2 separate regions of the Homo sapiens genome follow, and region 2 is linked to region 1. A link is an interaction called in ENCODE POLR2A ChIA-PET data of the cell type or tissue named here. Cell type or tissue: A673. All regions are shown on one strand. Region 1 overlaps LSM14B (LSM family member 14B). Region 2 has its middle 13 kb from the start of HRH3.

Region 1 (4,000 bases):
TGGCTTAACTTTTGTCCAGGCTGTTGCTGCTCTCACAGAAGGTGTTGATTCTTGTAGCACACACAGTAGGTGGTGTGTGCTGTGTCACGTGGCTCTTAAGGAAGGCGACCTGGGGAGTTGGGTGTGCATGTGCGCGTGTGTAGTGTAGTGTGGTATGAGTGGATGCTCCTGGACCTGTGATGTTTCGGGCATAGCGTTTGCCCTTAGTTTCTGGTTGGAGAAGTCTGAGCCCTGAGCAGCTGCTGTGAGTGGCGTGACCTACCTGCAGGGACTGCAGGGCTTGCCCTCGGGTTACGCCCAGTCGTTACATGCTGCTGTTATACAACACCAGATTTGCAAGTCTGATGCCATGTGCCTGCTTATTGGGTTATGGCTTATTTTGCCCATGCTCCCCCAGGGAGCCCAGATTAATATTTTCTTCACTTCTAAATTTAAATATTCACTAGCTCCTCTGGGGTTCAGACTGCATTAGGTTCTGTGCTGAGCACCCATCCTGGAAGGTGGGATCACACAGGGCCGGCTTTGGGAGCAGTGGGAAGCCATCCGATGGCTTTGAGTTAGGAGAAATTTGGGTTAGAATTACATGGACAAGACACCTGTAATCCCAGCACTTTGGGAGGCCGAGGTGGGCAGATCACCTGAGGTCAGGAGTTCAAGACCAGCTTGGCCAACATAGCAAAACCGCGTCTCTACCAAAAATACAAAAATTAGCTGGGTGTGGTGGTGGGCATCTGTAATCTCAGCTACTCGGGAGGCTGAGGCTGGGAGAATCGCTTGAACCTGGGAGGCAGAGGTTGCAGTGAGCTGAGATCACGCCATTGCACTCCAGCCCAGGCGACAGAGCAATACTCTTTCAAAAAACAAAAAACAAAACAAAACAAAAAAAGGAATTACATGGACAGGTGAAACTGGAACTGAAATGCTGTGGAAAAGGCAGCTCTCACCATACTGGAAACTTGCACCCCAAGGGCTCCTCCAGCATCTCAAGGGTGCAGGCTGATGGGACGGTGCTTGTTTCCCAGCTGAACAAGCGCCCTGATGAAGGCGTGCGGGGTGATGGGATGGCCTTCGCCGTTCTCACCCGATGTCTCGTTGTTCAGTCTTCCCTGGGTTCTGCCTCCGCCTCGCCCTTCCAGCCGCACGTGCCTTACAGCCCTTTCCGAGGGATGGCGCCCTACGGCCCGCTGGCGGCCAGCTCCCTGCTCAGCCAGCAGTATGCCGCCTCCCTGGGTCTAGGTGAGTGACCTGTTTCTGTCTGGTAAACTACCCTTGCGTGTAACTGTCACTGAGTGGAGCGATGGAGCCTGAGGGTGGGGATATGCATTCCTGTCATGCTCAGCTTGTAGACTGTTTTGTTGCACACTTAGTAAATTACCCAGTGCAACTTCCGCTTGTGAGAGCATTTAGTAACTACTCAACTGAAAGTAAAAGAGGCAGCAGCCTGAGTGTTGGAACAGAAGAATCAAATCAAAATTCATTCGAAGAGTCAGGGCGGATCTAGGTGGAAGTCCTGGGCCAGGCATAGTGGCTCACTCCTGTAATCCCAGCACTTTAGGAGGCCAAGGCGGGTGGATCACAAGGTCAGGAGTTCGAGACCAGCCTGGCCAACATGGGGAAATCCTGTCTCTACTAGAAATACAAAAATTAGCTGGGTGTGGTGGGACACACCTGTAATCCCAGCTACTTGGGGGGTTGAGGCATGAGAATTGCTTAAACCTGGGAGGCAGAGGTTGCAGTGAACTGAGATTGCACCACTGCACTCTAGCCTGAGCGGCACAGTGAGACTCTGTCTCAAAAAATAAATAGGTGGAAGTCCTGGTATATCTGCTTCAAAGAAGAAATAGCTGATATATATGTAGTATTACAGATGAAGTCTAGCTGTTTGCACATTTATAAGCCTGTAAATATAGACGTGAAATACAAACCCACCCATCATGTCCCTTATTCTACTGTAAGTGCCTCGCTCAAAAATGGTTTCAACCAAGATTGAAAAACCCCAGAGTATGATTCTATTCTCCATATGTAGAGAAAGATCCTGCCTTGTCCTTAACCTGGACCTAGCTTTGCAGATGGGCTCAGAGTGTAGAATTGGCAGGTGATCCACGACCCTTGCTCAGAATCCAGCATGAAGTAGTGAGACAGGGAACCCTAAACGAGGTCTGTAGGCCACTTGCTGCTACAAATCATGCTTGCTTGGTTGCTATTCCTAGTGTGACAGGCGGCCTTCCCAGCCCAGCTCTCTGGGTTTCTAAAACGTGTTTGTATGACAGAATCCTACAAGAGGTTGCTTGGCTCTTTCCAAGCTTGCTAGACACAAGACAAGTGTATCCTGACTTATTTGTGTGCTTTCTTTTTGCTCTTTCTCCTTTATCTTCCTTTAGAGAAGTTGGTAAGCCCTCCAGCCTCAGCCGCTGCTTCCAGCCCTAGCTCTTCTCCATCTCCACAGCCCGTTTCAGAGCTTGACTTGTCCTCAGAGCCACAGCAGCTCACTGCCAAGGGTAACAGCAGTTTGGGAGAACTGCATGCTGTCTTGCAAACCATTCTGAGAGCGAGGGGTAAAGCAGCAGACAGAATGACAGTAGCTGTAGCAGATCATTTGCCAAGCCCATGCAGCCGCTGAGCTGCTTGTTTTGCTTCAGCATGTAGTCCTGATTGATGAACTCTCAGTGTTAAAGAAGGGATTACGAAGAATCAGCGGAGTAGTTTGTTCTCTCTCCCTGGGTCCAGGTTCTCTGTTGACCTGTACCATGACTACCACATACGGGAAACTTCACTGTTCACAGAAAGTCATTTCCCTGGGGTTTTTGCTGGGTCCTAAATGTGTTCCAGAGTGCTGCAGGGGGGACTCCCCAAAGCACCTGACATGCCTGTTTTGCTCTTTGATCCGTGTGGTTCATAGATCACTCATTGAGGGGATTCAAAATTAGGGGCTTGGGTGACAGTCGCCAACTGTTTGGCCAGGTGGACAGTATCAGCCTGATGGCCAGCTGGCCAGTGTACACCACCTGTCTCTGTGCTGTGGTGGTGGCGGCACCTGTGGGGTTTCTAGATCTTTTCTCACGTTCTACTCATTTCCCCTGAAGTTCTAAAATTCATATTGACGATCTTGCTGTATGTTTGTGTTACACATAGCACCCTGACAAGCTGAACCATCGCCATTACCCGGCCCTGGTCCAGGTTGATGCCTGGGCTTTCCTTATGGCACACAGCTGCTGTCAGTCTGTCATTCTGCAGGTGCTGCTTTCCAAATCCTGCATGCACTCTGTGTATCTGAGTTACAGAGTAGTCTTTTTTTTTCCCCCACTTAAAAATGACACAGATACTTCTATTGCTCTTAGGATCAGTTACCTAAACCTGCTCATAGGGCAAGACTTTGTTTGAACTAGTTGGTTGTGTAAAAAGCAGACAAGCCCCTTATCCATGCCCCTGCAGTCACAGTATGATCAGCAGGCAGGCAGTGCTGTGTTTGTCTCCCGGACATGCTGAGTGAGACAATCAGTGAGAAAGTGGCCCGGGTGCATTCCCGCCAGAGGACACTTTCCAGACCTCTATGCAGAGTCGTTCCAACCTGCCCTTTGAGAGCTTCTCTTGATCTGGTTACAAGGAATTTTTCTACAGTCAATTTTTTTTTTCATTTCTATTCCGTAAAAGCAGTAAGATGAGATGCCCAGTCTTCATGTGTATTGGGCTGTTCGTCTAATAATAATTACCCTGTGGTTAGGGTGCCTTTTCTGTTTCAGATCTCTGTTCACTTACACCCAGTCCCACATTGTCCTGTTTAGAGTCCCTACAGGTCCTGGAACCTTGGAAAGGGAGGAGATGGAGAGAGGTGGGTGGTGCTTCCCATTTTCCTCCTGATTCAGAGGGCCTGGTTTCTGAGGGTTCATCCCCTGTGCGTGGGCCTCGGACTGCAGTTTCATAGGCATAGCCCCTTGCCAAAGGCTACCTAGGAGCCCTTTGTGTCTTCATGATGAGCCTTTGCCCTTGAGAGAAGTGTAGG
Region 2 (4,000 bases), 80 kb after region 1:
AAAAAAAAAACAAAAAAAACCTAAGTGGATTCTCTTGTTTGTCGGGGGTGAGGCCTCTCAAGGCCAGGGAGGTCCTTCCTGCTCCATCCTCGGCTAGCAGTGGCAAAGGCTCCCGTCCCTGCCCTGTCTTCATGTAACTTCCCCCTGTGTGTCTGTCCTCTTATCTTCTGGAAGCCAGTTGTGGGATTTGGGCCTCTCTAAACCCAGGATGGTCCCATCTTGAGATCTTTAGTTACATTTGCACAGACCCCATTTCCAATAGTGATATTCTGAGGTTCTGTGGATGTGGATTTGGGGGCACGTTGTTTGACCCCAAGCAATGTCCCTTTCCATCTTTTTTTTTGGCGGCGGTGGGGGTGGTGCAGAGTCTTGCTCTGTCATGCAGGCTGGAGTGCAGTGGCGCGATTTTGGCTCACTGCAACCTCCACCTCCCAGGTTCAAGCGATTCTCCTGCCTCAGCCTTCTGAATAGCTAGGATTACAGAAATGTACCACCATGCCCAGCTAATTTTCGTATTTTTAGTAGAGCCAGGGTTTCACCATGTTGGCCAGGCTGGTCCCGAGCTCCTGAGCTCAGGCGATTTGCCCGCCTCAGCCTCCCACAGTGCTGGGACTGCAGGTGTGAGCCTCCACTCCCAGCCTCCCTTCCCATCTTGTGGTCGTGTGTGCTTCCCGGCGCACGTGCTATACTGAGTTCAGTCTCGCGTGGGGCCTTTGCCTCCTCACCTCGCCAGCACAGCAGCTCTGCCCTCGGGTCCACCCCAGGTCCCGCCATGCCTGTCACCTCCACCCCGCTCTGGACGATGGCAGTGGCCTGCTAATGTCTCCCCTACTTGGTGCCCGGGCCCCTCAGTCTTCCCCTGTGGCTGTGCCAGGAAGCCAGGCCCCTCACTGGGAGTCCCTGGTGCCCACAGCACCAGCCCCACTGCCCCTTCCTATGTCTGAGCCATGCTGAGGCCACTCCTTGGACTGCAGGCTTTGGTGTTGCTGATCCCTGTGACCCAGTGCCCTGCCCAGACACCCCGTGAAATGCCCTCTAGTCAAAAAGCCAAAGACAGCCACACGCGCCCAGGCTCTGCACAGTTGGGCCCACCACCCTCTCGTGCACGCACTTTCCACACTTCACGTTAGCCGCCGTCGCCCCCCCGCCCTAAGCTCCTGGAGAACAGAGACCTCGTTTGTCTGTATGCAGTGCCCGGGTCGGCGCTGGCCCCGGGATGGAGGCCTGAAGGGCAGACATGCTGAGGCAACCGGAGCGTCTCATCAGTGAACACACGTGCCGGGGACCTGTCCTGGTGCCGCTAAAGAGGCTGCAGAGCCGCGGGGTGCGGCAGTGCTTGGCGGGGGCGGGGTGCAGCTCTGCGTGCATGGCGTCCACCTGGGGACCGCAGGTGTCAAGCCGGGGAGAGCCAGTGCCAGGAGGTCACACACGATGGTTCCCTCTACAGAGTGTTCCAGAAACGATGAGGAGAATGGATTGGCGGTCCTCGGGCTGAGGAGGGCGGGAGGGTGGAGGTAGCCGTGGACACAAAAGGGCCATGCCAGGGTCCTCAGACCATCACCCTGTGTGTTGGCGGTGGGGCCACGAGTCTGCACGTGCGAAAGAATCCTGTTGGCTTAGTGTTTCAGGCTGGGAAGATGACCGGCTCTGAAGGTGGAGGGTGGTGATGGGAGAGCCACTGAACCGCACACTTCAGATAGCTCAAGTGGTGAACTTTATGTTTATCACCACGATAAAAAATATGACATAGGCCGGGCGCGGTGGCTCACGCCTGTAATCCCAGCACTTTGGGAGGCCGAGGTGGGCGGATCATGAGGTCAGGAGATCGAGACCATCCTGGCTAACACAGTGAAACCCCGTCTCTACTAAAAATACAAAAAAATTAGCTGGGTGTGGTGGCAGGCACCTGTGGTCCCAGCTATGCAGGAGGCTGAGTTTGCAGTGAGCCGAGATCGTGCCACTGCACTCCAGCCTGGGCGACAGAGCAAGACTCTGGCTCAAAAAAAAAAAAAATTTATATATATATATATATATATATATATATGACATAAAACTAAACATGCCACACACACACGAGTGCAGGGGAGTGGGAACCTGCGTGCGGCGATGGCGTGTGTCCTGCGTGCGGCGATGGCGTGTGTTGTGGTCTTAGAGGGTGGCTCACCCAAGCTTCCCTGTGGGGGAAGCCGATAAAGGGCACGTGGGGTCTCTGTAGTGTTGCACCCAACAGCATGGAATCTACAACAATCTCGAAAGAGGAAAAGTCAAGGCGTCGGGAGCCCACTGCCCTCTGGCGAGCTCCTGGAGGCTCCATGGAATGTTCGGGCTGCAACCACCCCAGCCCTCCTGGGACTGTCCCCTCCTGGTGCTCTTGCTCAATCTCTGCTAGAAGAAGACAGCGTGAGGTCAGCTGAAAACAAAAGCAAACTTTTCTGCAGGCTGCACACCCGTTGGTGTTAGAATTTTGCAGGAAACATCCCTCCTGGGCTTTGCCGCTGCCGAGGATCCTGGATCTGGGGACATCTCTAGCAGCACCGCCAGGAAGAGGCCGTACAGAGGACGCACGGCAGGCCCAACCCTGCCTGCTGTTCGAATAATTCATATTCTTACTGCCAGGACTGGCTCCACCAACAGCCCTACCCCCAGGCCAGGGTCTCCACTTCTGAAAGGAGCCAGACAGTCAGAGAGGACCCTAGGCTCCTCCATGTGACATGGGGTTAGCCACACAGGCAAGACAGGGGCAGGGTCCCTGGATGTGCCCTAATGACCTGATGGCCCACAGGCTGCTGAACCCATGGGGTGCAAGACAGGCCTGCATGGGAACTACCACCCCTCCCCAGGAGTGGGTGCTGGGGACAGGGCTCGCGAGAAACAGGGCTACCTGATCGTTTCTTCTTTCTTGTAATCGTCTGGTTCCTTAGGAGAAAAAAAAATTGCTTCTTTGCAAAAAATCAATGGGTCCCAATGGATCCATGATGTTCCCCAGAGCCAGGAAATCATTCCGCTTTCTGCCATGGCCTCCAGGGGAACAGGCCTGGCCGTGGCCCGGCTGGGTGTTGAGGGTGGGGGCGGGGGTGTCTCACTCCCCCTGCCTTGTTCCCTCCTCAGTCCAGTGGGGATAACAAGACCCAGCCAATGAGCCAAGGCCATACCTTCCCCGCCTGGGCCTGGAGCAGTCTCCCTTCGCCCTGCCTGGGTACAGAGGGGCACCTTCCCTGTTCAGGATCCTCTGGGCTCACAGGGGTCCCGGATGTCACCTGGGATCCCCAGCCAAGGGTGGAGCAGAGCCTCATGGGTCTGGTGGCTAGGCTCCGCGCGCCCCCCCCCACCCCGTGTGCTGGGCAACCCACGCCCCTGGTGCCCAGCCTGCCGCCCCCTACCAGGCCCCAGGGTCCAGGCCCCAGGGTCCAGGTCCCAGGAAGCCACTCCCCCAGTCCCCCACCCAACCCCAACCCTAGCCCCTTCTCTTCCTTGCCAAAGAGCTTCGTGGCTTCTTAAAACTCAGCACCCCGTCCCACCCCCAGTGTCCCCGTCAGCGGAGGGAGGGCCTTGGAGGGAGAGAAAAGGGAGTGGGCAGGTTTGCTCAGGCAGGCACAGCCCACGCTGCTAGAGTGGAGTTTTGGATTTACAATGAAGAGTGCACTGCATGTGAGGTGCACGCTGAAACATTATTCATCCTGACACTGAAGTTCAGGGCTCTGCATCTTATCTGGTGACCCTAAGGAGCGTCCTGCTTCTTATCTGGTGACCCCAAGGAAAGGAGGTAGTGACCCAAGCAAGGGGGAGGTGGTGGCAGGGAGAGTGGCTTCAACACTGATTTTCCTTAGTGGTGCCTCCCGGGAGGGGTTGCCGGGAGACGGGGCCACCTGGGGGAGAGGACCGCCAGGGGTTTAGGGGAACGAGGTACACCCTTCCCCGAAGCCTCCCCTGCCTTCTTCCAGCCCCTGAGGGGGTGGTCTGGACGGGCTGTGGGCAGGGGCTGAAGCCTCTCCCTGCTGGG

Evidence for each region. ChIA-PET counts read pairs that join two places held together with the same protein. Peaks named below come from ENCODE experiments on the same cell type or tissue, not always from the same donor. Only the 100,000 strongest peaks of a DNase experiment are listed, where the experiment ranks them.
Region 2: POLR2A ChIA-PET joins it to region 1 with 9 read pairs; 2 of 35 experiments call an interaction of 5 or more read pairs at or near these places.

The regions. Positions count from the first base shown.
Region 1 is chr20:62,125,204-62,129,203 of GRCh38, forward strand. LSM14B (LSM family member 14B) reads left to right here. Exons shown (of 9, transcript NM_144703.3): 3 at 1,101-1,236. Among named protein-coding and RNA genes, the nearest start is that of LSM14B, 4.7 kb to the left of the region's middle. In A673, no CTCF peak of the experiment used is centred here; no DNase peak of the experiment used is centred here.
Region 2 is chr20:62,205,037-62,209,036 of GRCh38, forward strand. No RefSeq gene overlaps it. Among named protein-coding and RNA genes, the nearest start is that of HRH3, 13 kb to the right of the region's middle. In A673, no CTCF peak of the experiment used is centred here; no DNase peak of the experiment used is centred here; H3K27ac peaks cover 484 bases.